Linked DNA regions of Mus musculus: region 2 is linked to region 1. A link is a contact called in ENCODE Hi-C or POLR2A ChIA-PET data. All regions are on one chromosome and are shown on one strand. The core of a region is the stretch at or near the end of the contact, and the rest is flanking DNA. Distances in the headings are between cores, read along the strand shown. Region 1 holds the start of Gas1 (growth arrest specific 1). Region 2 has its middle 62 kb from the start of Gm5084.

Region 1 (7,210 bases), core at 45-2,544:
GAGAGGTGGACAGTCCACTTTCTGAACGCACTGCAGCTGGGGCTTCCTTTGCTTCAGCAGCGATTTAGCCTTAAATTTTGTGACAGACTGAGTTGATAGTCTCACCATGGAAAGGGGAGAGGAAGGAGCCAGTTTTTGACAGGCCACAGACTCGCGGTGCCTCTAGTGGCCAAAAGCTGCATTGCGCCACAGTTAAGGTCGCTTGAGAGAGTCCTGCTCTGACTGCAAAGCCCGCTCTGCTGGTGGCTTTTGCTTTAAACACAGCGAGGAACTGAAACGTGCAGTTTAAAGCACGTAGCGGGTCAATTTACCCTCGTCCTCTGTGCTGTAACTGCAGCCAGGTGGTAGCGCTCAGCATTCCCAGGGTTTTTAATGCTAAGATTTGTCATTGCCGTTCGTATTTAAAAAAAAAAATCGTGAGTAAAGAAATAGTTTCAGTTCTTTGGATTTCTTAGTTTGAAAACGATGTCCAGTGCGAGGGCCTTACCTGCCGGAAAGGGGGACTGAAAGCTGGTGGAAAGTGTCCTTCTTGTGGTGGTGGTAGAGGTCGTGGTTGTGATGGTGGCTCGGTGTGTGTGTGTGTGTGTGAGAGAGAGAGAGAGAGAGAGAGAGAGAGAGAGAGAGAGAGAGAGAGAGAGAGAGAGACAGAGAGAGAGACAGACAGAGAGAGACAGAGAGAGAGACAGACAGAGAGAGAGACAGAGAGAGACAGACAGAGACAGAGACAGAGAGAGAGAGAGAGAACCCGTGTGTGCCCGCGCGCGCAATCTGTGTCTAAGTTTTTAAAGTCTTACAATGAATTCTCAAAACTCCCTGCCTTCGCTATACCCCCCGAGGTGATCAGAACTCAGAGATGAGGAGCCTGAAAATTAAAGTGACTTTCGAACTTTCTCGGATGCAAAGATGGGGGATCAGTAAGAATTAATAAAAGTGTCCCCCCACCCAAACAAAAAGGGGGCGGAGGAAGGGAACAAAAAGGCCGGTGGCTGAGCCGGATGCAGGCAGCTGGCCCTAAGCCCTGCCCGCTGGCTCTGTGCGCGAGCTGGGGTTCGGTATCCCAGCCTCCTGAAGAGTGGGAGGAGCTGGGCCTGTGTCAGGCTCCCTAAGCCGTTCCTTTCAAGCCCTGAATGCCTGAATGTGAGCTGCCCACCGCCCTCCCCCACTCTGCAGCCCCACTCCAGCGGCTCGGAAAAAAAAAAAAAAGTTTCAACAACAACAGGCTGGACCAATAGCAGCTCGCAAAGCCGGGGAAGGGGGCCGAGCAAAGGGCGCCGGAGAGTGGAGAAAGGAGAAAGCGGGCAAGCCTGGAGCGCGCGGGGCCAGGGCTCGGCGAGCCGGAGGAGCGTTGCTAATGTTTTTGTTTGTTTGCTTTTCTATGCATGCATAATGAGGGGGCGCCGCGGCACCACACGGGGGCTCCCGGCCCACTTTTGTATTTAAAGCCTCGCGGCGAGCTAGTCCGCAGCCGGGCTCCGCGGATCCGCTCCCCAAGCTCCGGGTCTCGGAGCAGAGAAACGCTCCGAGTTTCGGGGTCCTCCCTGCGCCTGGCGCCCAGAACTTCCCGGAGCGCGGCCCAGACCGGGGTAGAGGGGGAGGGGACCAAGCGTCCTGGCCGCGGGAAGGCGGGATGCCAGAGCTGCGAAGTGCTACGCGCCGCTGAGCCGGGAACCGAGGAGCCGCCGGCCGCACGACTGTCTGCAGGCGCCTAGCACCATGCACCCCCGGCGCCGCGCGCTCCTGCAGCTTCGCCGCGTCCCCCCGGAACGGCACTGAGCGCCTCCAACCGTCTACCGGACCCGGACCTGCGTCGCCGCGCTTCTCAGGGAGCCCCGGCCGCGGTGCCGGAGCGAACACCCGCCTTTACCAGCCGCGGGGCCGCCGGCATGGATGGATGAGGACGCCCATGCCAGAAGTGCGCGGAACTCGGACAAACTTTTCCAGCGGCCCCGCGGCCGCCACCCGAGCCTCGTCTCCGCTCCGCACCGCGTCCGGCGGCCGCTGCTGCCCGCGATGCTAGCCGCGCTGCTGGGCGGCGCCGGGGCCCGCACGGGGACCTTGCCGGGCGCCTTGCTGTGCCTGATGGCGCTGCTGCAGCTGCTGTGCTCGGCACCGCGGGGCTCGGGGCTAGCGCACGGCCGCCGCCTCATCTGCTGGCAGGCGCTGCTGCAGTGTCAGGGCGAGCCCGACTGCAGCTACGCCTACAGCCAGTACGCCGAGGCTTGTGCGCCGGTGCTAGCGCAGCGCGGCGGGGCTGATGCTCCGGGGCCCGCCGGCGCCTTCCCCGCCTCGGCCGCGTCCTCGCCGCGCTGGCGCTGCCCGAGCCACTGCATCTCGGCGCTTATCCAGCTCAACCACACGCGCCGCGGGCCCGCGCTGGAGGACTGCGACTGCGCGCAGGACGAACACTGCAGGTCCACCAAGCGCGCCATCGAGCCCTGTCTGCCGCGCACCAGCAGCGTGGGCCCGGGCGCGGGAGCGGGCTCGGTCATGGGCTGCACTGAGGCCCGGCGGCGCTGCGACCGGGACAGCCGCTGCAACCTGGCGCTCAGCCGCTACCTGGCCTACTGCGGCAAGCTTTTCAACGGGCTGCGCTGCACAGACGAGTGCCGCGCGGTCATCGAGGACATGCTGGCCGTGCCCAAGGCGGCGCTGCTCAACGACTGCGTGTGCGATGGGCTGGAGCGGCCCATCTGCGAATCGGTCAAAGAGAACATGGCCCGCCTGTGCTTCGGCCCAGATGCGAGCAACGGTCCGGGCAGCAGCGGCTCGGACGGGGGCCTGGACGACTACTACGACGAAGAATATGACGACGAGCAGCGCGCTGGGGCCGCGGGCGGCGAGCAACCCCTGGACGACGACGACGGCCTTGCGCGCCCGGGCGGCGGCGCTGCTGCGGCGGGCGGCCGCGGAGACTTGCCCCACGGTCCCGGGCGCAGGAGCAGCAGCAGCGGCAGTGGAGGCCACTGGGCGAATCGAAGCGCCTGGACCCCGTTTGCCTGTTTGCTGCTGCTGTTGCTCCTGCTGCTCGGGTCACACTTGTAGCTCCTGCGCCCCTGCTGCAGGCTGCTCCAGGCCGGTATGCACGACCCAGCTGGTTCCCGAGCAGGGCACCTGTGGCTCGGAGACCGGAGATGGTCGGGAACACTGACCCACACTCTTCCTGGGTGGACAGGGCCCAGCTCGTACCGCAGCCAACATGTTCGGCCCTCTTCTGTGCGGTTTTCCAGGCTGCAGAGATAACCGGCTGATCTATACTGCCAGCTCTAATCTGCAGAATTCGGGACACCCTGCAAAAGCAAAGGAGGCCTAGACTCAGAGTGCTGAACGGTGGGGGTCTTTCAAGTTCCAATGGACTTGGAGAAGGGATGTTGAGGGAATTAGGTTTGCAAAGGGGCCGGGTTTTTATTTGTCTGTTTGTTTTGTTTTTAAACTGTTTTCCGGTGAGGGAACACATAGTACTGGTAACGACTTAAATTGCTTGTGACCACTGAGAAACACAGCAATCGTAAGTAAATAGAAAAGTTCCCCTTACCGATTCATTCCTGTGCTCTTGGTGTATCTATCCATCGGTAATGCTCAGTGTGGAGCTGGCGATTGCCTTTGGGGGGGGGAGGGGCTTCCCCGAAATTACAACTGCATTATATTCCTAACCCTTCACCTTTAATTTTCCTGCCACCATTCTGATCCCTCTGCACCACGTGTCTTAGAATTAAGGATCCAAAAGAAGAAAAAAAGTTACCATGGTGTTGAACAATGCATGTTTTTTATCCTAAAGCTCGGTACTGCCATCTAGGAAAACCTCTATGATGTTTGTTCTGTTGTCCTTTTTTTTTTTTCCCTCCACCAAGAAATTCTAAATTTGAATATGCAGAGATTGAATATTACCTCTGCCCCTATCAGGGTCTTCCACCCTGGTACGTCGTATATAAACTGTATTAAAACTGGGGTTTCTTACCAGTTGCTGTACTTTGTATATAGAATTTTTTATAAATTGTATGCTTCAGAAAATAATTTATTTTTAAAAAAAGAAATTAAAAGTTTTAAATCTGCATCATTGTTGTATCTCCCCTATCCAAGAAATGTATAGAATACATTGGTCATGAGGAATCCACTCCTGCAGCCCATCCAAGAAATGTATAGAATACATTGCTCACCAGGAACCCGCTCCCGCAGCCCATTTTGAAATGTGCCCTGTGTAGAAGAATGTACAGTGTATTTTACAGATTTGAAGTAACGTTCTTATTTTCAAGAGAATTTATGGACATTGTAGAAATGTATAAATGCATTTCCAAACTGCCTTAAACATTGTATTTTTATAGACATCATTTTTTTAAATCCCGTGTTTAAAAAAAAAAAACTATGACTTTGTGTATTTTTGGTTGTTTTATTAAAAATGCACACACCAGTAAAGAGTTTAAACAGTGTCTATGGTGCAGTTGCTTTCGACAGTTACACTGCATTTAACCCAGTGATGAGGTGGGAGGGCTGTGGAGGGAGGGGGCACTGGAAGTCCATCCAGCTTCAAGTGAGATTAAAACGCAGCACAAGGCAGAGTGTGAGCTAATGCTGCCTTTAATTTAATGAACAATTAGACGTCCGTAAATGGGGCAGCTAAAAAGAATTTGTAACTGGCCTCTGCTGCTGTTGTCATTTGTGAAGAAAATTCACAAAATACTCTGTCTCTTGTGTGAGGATAGCCTCCCCCTCCCTGGGAGACCCACCCTGTGCACCCCCCTCCCCTTTTCTCCTGACCCCCAGGAGTGTCCTCTCTGCCTTCTCATTCAATCAAACATGCCAATAACATCTGTTCCCAATAGGTCTAGGAAGCCTCTGAGACTCAATACTTCAAAGCCATTTTCACACTTTTGGTGAAAAAAAAAATACAAAATTTTGTTACAAAACATTGAGGCGTGCAAAAGTAAACACGGCGTGGAGGGGAGTAATCACCAGGACTGGTAATATTGTCCTGAGGAGCTGTTGAACAGTGGATTGAAGGCTGGGCTTCCGCCAAGCTCCTGATACACACACACTCAAACGCCCTTACATAAATAATTACACTCTTAAGCTGTGTCGAGTGCTGATACACTTGACCTTGTAAATAGAAATGTTTGCAGTAGGAATAAACTCCAGCATTGGAAAATCTTTTAAACATTAACACAAAAGAGAGCACTCTGTCCTCTGGGGATTTGAGCCTGAACCTCGGCAGGCTAGGCACTTGCAAGGGGGAAAAAAAGTTTATTTATCTTCTATTCCTGGTGTTTATTTAAAGCTTTTCATTTTAAACTCGGTGATTGGAAGGCAAGTCGGGAGTTTAAAAAGTCACCACAAATAAACTTTGTCTGAGGGGGTCGACAGATTAGCAAGATCTGGTGTCTCTTTATTTGATATTAGCATGGGCTGAGAAAACAACTAGATTTCTCTGCTGCCTGAGGTAATTAACCAAATTGTGCCCTTTCCCACCTGCTCCCACCCCTACTTCTGAGGCTTTTTTTTTCAAGCCTCTCTCTTTTCCCAGCTATTAGGGAGGGAGTCCAAACCCCTCTTCAGGTCCCCAAAACCAAGATCCACCCCCACCCTGTAGCTGTCATCAGCATGGAGCCCAGGAAAGTGACTGATAGTTCAGTAAAGATAATACTAAGACAAAGCCTAGAACAGTTTTTTGTTTGTTTGTTTGTTTGTTTGTTTGTTTGGTTGGTTGGTTGTTTGGTTGGTTGGTTGGTTGGTTGGTTTTAGAACAGAACAAAGAATATTCTAGAGGCTTGTAAGGGAAATCAACTGCTTTTAAAAAAAATGAAGAGACTACAGGTTAGTAGTGCTCCTGCTCTTTTGCTTAAATGTGTTTAAATCTCCACCGCTGCTATTTTAACACATTCCCCACTAAAAGTTAAGTCTTTGTCACAGTAAAAGGTCCAGCTTCCCCCAGTAATAAGTCAAAGGCAGCACCAGGAAAGGCCCGACAACTAACTGTTAACAATAAACTCACAACTTGATTTTTACAGAGCCCTGTCAGAAGCATCTGCCTAGAATAAATCGTCTCAGCTCACCCTCGGCCAGAGGGGACTTTATGCCTTCTCCCTTAAAAAAAGCAAAGGCTGCAGCCCCGTGTGCCCAGCCTCTGGAAAGACCTGGTGGATGTCAGAGCAGACTGCAAAGATCCTGCCAGGGCAGTGGGCTTCAAGAGTGTGGCATCTTTATACCACCCATCAGCCATCTGCTTCTAGACAGAAAAGATTTTTGCAGATGTTGACATCTGCAATATCTCGGTGTCTCCAGGGAGGCCTTTGGAATTCTGGACATTTGGCAGGCTCCAATGTCTCCTGGAGATGCCTGGAAGTGCCATTAATGAGAGAAAAAGGTAGTTTGGGGCTTTGCTGGAGAATTTCCAAGAAGTTCCCCCAGCCCCCACGCCATGAGAGACAGGGTTTGGATTTCAGGTCTAATCTGTCCTCCAGGCTGTTCCTGTCTCCCCAGTTAGTAGGTTGTGATTCTCTGTGACGGTTCATTTGTCTTTGGAGGCACTTCAGTGACAAATGTTTAAGGGAGTGTGGGACAATGGTCAAGAACAAGGGGGGCAGTTCATTGAACTGAAGTGACCATACAGTAAATAGAAAGAGGTTCAGCTTCACTGCTCGCCCGAGCACACAGCAAGGCTTTTGTATATGATCACAATGGATATAGCATAAGGTCCCTGTTGATTTCTAACAATATATAGCAATGTACACACGCAAGCCCCGTATGTAAAGTGGGAAAATGGCCCTAGGGAAGTGAACTTGTCTACTCAGAGGACACCCCTACACCCGAGTAGAACTCCTACAGTCGCCCATAAGGATGGAAGCAGCTCCTGGCCCCTAAGTGCCACAGAGCGAATGGCCCATTGAGATCTAACATGTCTTGAGGGGATCACGGGTGCCCAGTGGAGTCCACATGAAGACAGCAACGTTCCTCCCTACCCTAGAGAATGAAGGGTGGTAGAAAGCAAGAGAAACCACCACGTGACCTAGAGTGGGGAGGGTTTGTCCCTTCCTTACCTCAAGCTCATGCCTCTACCTCATTCCAGCAACATTACACAGGATCCAAAATCAGGAGACCTTAGAGGGTCCTGAGAACTTCTAGAAACATCTAACAAATCCTCGGCTTTCCAACCTGGGCTTCGCTGTATAAGCATTGAGACTGCGCTGTGAACGCTCCCAAAATATATGGTCCGTGTCTC
Region 2 (6,873 bases), core at 1,974-4,473, 90 kb before region 1:
GGTCCAGGGTTGGTGTGCAGGAGGACCTGACGCCTACATTCACATCTGCACACCCCAGTGGCATCATTCACAGGCTTAATGTCCATCAAAGTATGAATTTCCAGTCCTCTACCTTGTGTCACAATGTCCTCTATCAGCAGATCTGTGGGTCTAGAGGACTGTAAGCAGCCTCAGCAGGAACCAGATGACCTACAACGTCTCTTTAGAAAGCAAATGTGCCAACCTGGTGTCAGTGTGTCCTTGGTACAAGAGGATCAACTTGTTGCTGCCACTAGCTCACACTGGCATTCTCAGATATGTGTGTGTTGCCTCCAGAGGGCAAGCCCTGCCTCCCACCTCTTGCTGCTCAGATCACTGTCCGTGGAAGATCAGCAGCAGCAGCTGGAAGACTGTTTGCAACTAGATTCTTGGATCCCACTCTAGACTTTATCAGAACCTCTGACTGCACAAGAGTTCCAAAACTCTAGCAGAGAATTTGCAGAGAGCATCAGTTGAACCTCCTGAATGGGAAAGGGTGGAGACGCCACAGGCCGGAGAGAAGCCATTTCTTCTGAGTCCCTTCTCTACGCATTTGCTTCTTGCATTTCAGCTGTGAGCTGATTTGCTGTCTACAGAGAACCAAGGAGGCTGGAGCTGCCAGAAGCCAATGGGAGGGAACTGGTGGAAGCTGGCTTTCCTCTAGTCGATAATTACACCAGAAAAACATGCAGGCATTGTGGCTTGCTCTCTTGTTAAAGGAGAAAGAAAGACTTGTTCTTGAAGCCTCCATGATGTGTTTATCTCCTGAAGAAGCACATACCTTGAAGAGCAATTGATATCCACATTTTGTTTTTCTTAATATTCAGGGCTGAAAAGATGGTTCAGTGGTGAGTAATAGAGTTCAGATCCCAGAACACATGTGAATTTGGGGGACAGGTAGACTTTCTGTAATACCAGTACTGAAGTCAAAGACTGGATCTCAAGGCTGGCCGGTACTGTTGAGCTCAGGGTTCCATGAGAGATCATGTTTCAATAAACATAGTGAAGAGAAGTGAGAAAAACACCCCACGCCAACCTCAGGCCTTCTCCCATGCATGCAACGCACACATGCAAACATGAGTACACATGTCCTCAGGTCTCCGCACACGCTTATAACACACACATGCAAACACATACATACACGCACACCACACACAGTCTTCTAAAAGAAGGTTAAAGACAGGTTTTCCACCTGCTCAGCTAACAAAGAAGAGCTCACTTAGAATTCAGTGCAGGACACAGTCTGTCTGTTCAACGCTTGGGTGGGGTCAGTGCTACAGTTTAAGGCTGGTGCAGGGACACGTGAGGCACCAAGGAGAATCGGCTCAGACACCTTGCGAATGAGGATCAGGGTCAGCTGACCTCTCCCCTCCCTTAGGGTCAGACTTGGACTTTCAGGTTTTCTAATTAACTATTAACGAGGCGGTCGTAATTTATTGAATAGGGCAAGGTAATCTAGTTGAGCCTGGGGTTGAGTTATGTTTCCTGAGGGAAGAGAAGAGTTAGGAATAAATCACTCCCTCTTTAATTAGCAGCTTTGGGCTGGCTGGGTTGAAATGACGGTGCAAAAAAAAAAAAAAAAAAAAAAAAAAAAGCCAGCAGTTCTGCCAAAACCCAGCGTGGGCCTCAAGCTCTGAGAGAGAGTTGTGTAGTTGGAGGTGAGATCTGCCTAGCTACAAGAGGACCCAATAAAATGTTCTCATTCTGCTACCCCGCTGTAGGAACCTAGAGGCAGGGTCGTTGCTTTTGCAAACTGGTGGTGCATTTAAAATGAGAAGAGCTGGGGGAACACTGGACATGAGCAGCCATCAGCACATCTGATCCTTGGCTTCATCTTTCTCCTGAAGATCTACTACCGGGGGCCTTTTCCCCTCAATCCCATTTTGTTTCCTGTCCATTCTGTTTGAAGTGAGTATCTCTGAGCTAAGTGCATAGCCCTGGGTAGGCGGTCAGCGTGTTGACATGCACACAGTGCTGGGCTGGTCACCCATCATTGGGAGCTTACCATCACATATTGGATGATGGGATAGAGGCCATGAAAGTGATCCTCTGTAGTGGGCTTCGTAGATGATGTTAGAGAGGCGTCTCTGGGATTTCAGGAGTAAATACACTGAACAGAGTAGAGAGACACTGGTTTCCTTAGCATAGGTGAGACTCACTGAAATGACCCATTTGGAACACAGATCATACTCCAAGGTTCCACAGCACCTCAGCCATGGCCTCCCTCACCTGAAACTGCACAAATGAAATGCTCACCCCAGGGTCTTGGTGCTTCTAGGGGAAGCATGCTTGTCCCTGGGGTCCCAGAGCCAGCCCTGCACTGTCTGGTGTCAGAGCCACCATCCATGGCCTTACATATCTTCTTCTCTTCCAGAACTCAAACAGCAGAGTGGTCCTGAAACTCGATCAACTAAACCCAAATGACCTCAAAACTCATGGATTACACTTTCCTGAATATAGTTGGGATTTTAGCAGCAAATACATTTGGCTCCTCACAGTTCGTTCTCCTGAACTTTCTGTCTGGACGCCGGGTCTTAGCGGGACGCCAGGAAGGGGCGGGACACCACCTGCAGTTTCCAGGCTGATGGCGTGGATTTTATTAACCTCCATAGTCGTGCCTGCCTCCTCGTTTGAAGACTTTTGTGAAAGGCAGCTTGAGAGATGTCTACTCATAACTTCCAGTCCCTGGTGGGAAAATGCTCCTAGGTTCAGAACTCAGAAAGGGAAAGCCAAAATCGCTTCTAGGGAACACTCGGTTGCTTTTAACAAACCCATTTGTCTGTCATTTTCATTTTATTAACAACAGCACCAGAGCCCTTTGGTGCTTCTATGGCTGTGTTCTCTCTTTACTCTGATTTTATTCACTTGGTCCGCAAATACCGTTAGCATTTAGTCTAGGCTCCGCCCCACGGTTACCTGGGAACAGCCAGGTGTGCCTCGCTCACTATAAAAGGGGCTGCTTGCCCCCTCCTCTCTCTCTTTCTCCCTTGCTCTCCCTCTGTCCTCTCGCTCTTTCCCCAGCTTCTCCCCTAATACTTCTGCCATCAAACCCAATCCCAGGTACTTCGGTCTCTTTCCCGAGCCTTGGTGTGAGAACCGGTCTTGTCTCCCCCTTGATGAAAGCTGTTCTTGCCCACCTGCTGCCAAGAAGGCAGAGGCCAGCTCAGCTGAGGCTGCGCCCTGGGGGAGGGCGGCAGGAGGCGAAGGTTCCAGTGAGGAAGAACAGACCACTAATAAATCGCACAGTCATTACCCTTTATGCATACTTCTTCTAATAGGTGTTGCAGATTCCTGCCTCCTAATAAGGAAAGGAAGTGGGAACACATAAATTCTCTCAAGGGAGTCAGACAGCCCGAAGCCACGTTCGACAGCTGCAAACGTTACCATGCGCACACAAGCAAAACATGGCTTTAAAGAGCCATCCAGGGCTAGATTCTGGCAAGGTTCCCTTGGATCTAGACTGTGTTTTTGCATTGCTATAGCCGAAAAGGAGAGCATTTCTCCCGCCAGCCACACGGGCTGGGCTGATTAAATAAACAATGACATTAATTGATTGATGGAAAGAGGCTTTATTGAATGCATCCCAGCCTTGGTCTTTATCCCAGAGATTTGTTTGTTTGCCTGCTGGAATGTTTAGTTGTTTACTTAACTGATTCTCTCTCTCTCTCTCTCTCTCTCTCTCTCTCTCTCTCTCTCTCTCTCTCTCTCTTCCTCCTCTTGTTCTTCCTCCTCCTCCTCCTCCTCCTCCTCGATCTTACCTAAGCCATTCAAGTTCTGGCACAAGAAAGAAGCATTTTGAAAGTTTTTCTCTGCACTGCCACCTTGCCACGAGTCTACCACGGGCTTAGTAACGCTGCCTCCTAGCCGGCCGGCTTTTTTATCTTCTAGAATTTGCTTTTCCTGGGGCCATCTAAGGGTTTGTTGAGGATGGGCTGCCCCATACATACCTGGTGATGCAGAGAAGGAATTCAAGGCCGAGTTTAACAGGCTATTTCTCCATCCCCCTCCCCCAACCCTAGGCTCTATGGTTTACAGAGAACATCCATGAGAGTAGGTAGGGCCAGGGTTTACAAGGAATCCAGAAGGTTAGGGCAGCAGACAAGAATTTGTTGCCTGTTTCGATTTTGTCCAAGGTTTGGCTTTGTTATAATTATATGACTGAGTCTTTCCTAGGAGTTCCTGTCAGCTCTCCCCAGGGAGAGCTCCGGGTCCTACCACACAGCTTCTTTCATCCTTCACACTGGCATGGCCAAGGAAGGGACTTTGGGAATCAGTGTGTGATTCTGAGCTACTTCTGACTTCTCGACTTCAGGATTGTTTTGCCCCATTTTTCACCAGCAGAGGCTAAGATGCCCTTGCTCAGAAGACCAGCAGAACTCGGAGCCTTGCATCTCCCCCCAGATGGCAGGAAGGGGGCTATGTTCCCCGTTTTTTGTTTTTTGTTCTTTGGTATGGTAACTATCAGCATTTCTTCTAGGCTCTACCCTACAGTTACCTGCCAACACTCATATGCCTGACTCACTATAACAGGGGCTGCTTGCCTCTTCCTTACTCTCTTACTCCCTTCCTCTCTTTCCTCTCTGCCCCTTCTCTCCTCATTCCCCTCCCCCCTCTCTCCATGTGTTCAAGGTTAGCCTCTACTCCCCGTGCCCTAAATAAATTCTATTCTACCCTATACCCATCATTGTGTGGTTAGTTCTCTCTCTCTCTCTCTCTCTCTCTCTCTCTCTCTCTCTCTCTGCCTCTGCTACCCCCTTAACTCCCCTCTCCATGTCCTAAATAAGCTCTATTCTATGCTATACCCATCGCCTTGTGGCTGTTACCTCAGGGGGAAGGGATGCCTCAGCATGGGCCCACAGAGGCACCCCCTTCCACCTCACCATCCCTCACTCTACCAAACACATCCCTGGTTTCCTTTCTTATAAGACACAACAGTACCCAAGCTCAGGCAGCATCAAATGAGGGTTCCTCTCCTGTGAAGGGCCTCTGTGGACCTTCAGACAGAAACTCACTCCAAACAAACAGAAAATCAGGCCACACCTGGCCTTAGCACCCCCACCAGGCACTTAGTTTTCTTCTGACTCTCCATTTTGTATCAAAACAAACCAGCCAAACAAAACTAAACTATCTGACAGATTCACACACACCTAAGGCCATAGGATATTTGTTGAAAGAAGCTTCAAGCCTGTGGTCTCCACAGAGGTCTAGAAACAGCATGGATTCAGTGACAGCTTCAGAGAGAGAGAGAGAGAGAGAGAGAGAGAGAGAGAGAACTTCAATTCTAAGCACATGGCTTACAGAAAATTCCAGCGATGATTATTAAAATTTTAAAGCTGTTGAGGCCTCTGCAGATGCAGCTTGGTTGCAAGCGCTTGTCCCTGGTGCACAGGCTCCACACCCGAGCTCCAGCCACCCGAGCTCCAGCACCACATGAACAAAGGTGTGTGGTCTGACTCAGTGCCTATAGGCAGGAAGAACCTCCCTTTAAATTAATATTCCACTAGAATCTATTAGTCTGTCTTCCTCACATCTCTCGATCACTGATCTATCATCTTCCTATTATCTAGTTGTCATTGTCTATCTATCATCTATCATCTGTCTATCCATTATCTATTTATCATTTATCTATTAGTCTACCTTCTATTCATGCATGTACACACACACACACATATATGCATTGCACACTCTCCGGTTTGAACATTGTTCACAAATCAAGATTCTAGGAAAATCATCTGCCATCAGTGAGGAAAATCGACGATATCCCACAGATGAAGAACTGGGCAGTCACAAAGACACACAGGAAGTGCTTTCCTTTACGATATAACTATTATCTTTATTTAACCGTATAGAATTTGGTTTGCGGGCACACCATACAAAGATATGAAGGAGCCCTGTGTAAGATCTACTTTGAAACACAAGTCCCTTTCAGTGACCACCTTCAGGAGACAGGACTGCTGCTGGAGGGGGTGGGGCATGAAGAGAGGTACCTCACCTTGCTTGTGAGGTTTCTTTCTTGCAGTGGATGGTACACACAATGCAATATTATGCTATCCTTCAACTGATTCTGGATGTCTAAAACATTTCCTAATTTTCCAGAGTACTGAGCTCTGAAATCTTTAGAAGCCCCTGTGATGGCAGGTCATTACACTGTACAGAGTCACCATGGGGACAGGAGAACTTGCCACCTTTCCCCCAGAGACACCACAATGACCTTCCCATGTAGGTCTTCACACCATCTTCCATCCCAGAGAAGTGCAAAATTCTAACCTTTAGTCATTGTGGTTTGAGAAATTTAGTAACAGCTTTTAATGGGTTGTTTTTGCTATTTAATTATGTGTGAACTGAGCTCGTGCACGTGAGTGCAGTGCCCACAGAGGCCAGAAGAGGGCATCAGATCCCTTTGGAGCAGCAGTTACAGGTGGTTGTAAACTGACAGACAGGAATACCGGGAACAAAACTCCAGGCCTCGGAAGAAGCACTATGCTCTTGTAACTGCTGAGCCATGCCTGCAGCCCTCATAAGGTTTTTAGTGGACATATAAGCACCTGTATGTTAAAATAACATGTATTAGTCAGCCTCTGTAATGGCCATTCTCGGTTATCAACTTGACTATATCTGGAATGAACTACAGTCCAAAATCGGAGGGCTCACCTGTGATCCAGATCTTGAAGCCAGAAGACACAAGTTTCTGACCTGGATCTCGGCATGGAGATTTTGAGGCATAGTGGCCATGAAAAGTTTAGGCCCAGGCAAGGTAATACATGCCTTTAATCTCAGGAGACTGAGGCAAGAGATCTCTGAGTTAAAGGTCAGCCTGGGACAAAACGAATCCCAAATCCAGGTGTGGTGGTACAC

Evidence for each region. Hi-C counts contacts between places; a loop is a spot of excess contacts on that map. ChIA-PET counts read pairs that join two places held with the same protein, here RNA polymerase II (POLR2A).
Region 2: POLR2A ChIA-PET joins it to region 1 with 12 read pairs in embryonic stem cell. The contact joins the enhancer-like site here to the promoter of Gas1 in region 1. A Hi-C loop is called at or near these places in 1 of 37 maps with a recorded cell type or tissue (heart). POLR2A ChIA-PET finds 5 or more read pairs at or near these places in 2 of 5 experiments (Patski and embryonic stem cell).

Annotation. Positions count from the first base shown.
Region 1 is chr13:60,171,619-60,178,828 of GRCm38, reverse strand. Gas1 (growth arrest specific 1) reads left to right here and starts at 1,294. Exons shown (of 1, transcript NM_008086.2): 1 at 1,294-4,424. The coding sequence starts at 1,888. The coding sequence ends at 3,042.
Region 2 is chr13:60,264,227-60,271,099 of GRCm38, reverse strand. No RefSeq gene overlaps it. Among named protein-coding and RNA genes, the nearest start is that of Gm5084, 62 kb to the right of the region's middle. Within about 2 kb of position 3,223, at least 2 of the 3 ENCODE cell types and tissues checked have a DNase peak (open chromatin) inside an H3K27ac peak, as active enhancers do; they include heart, where a contact is called at or near this core.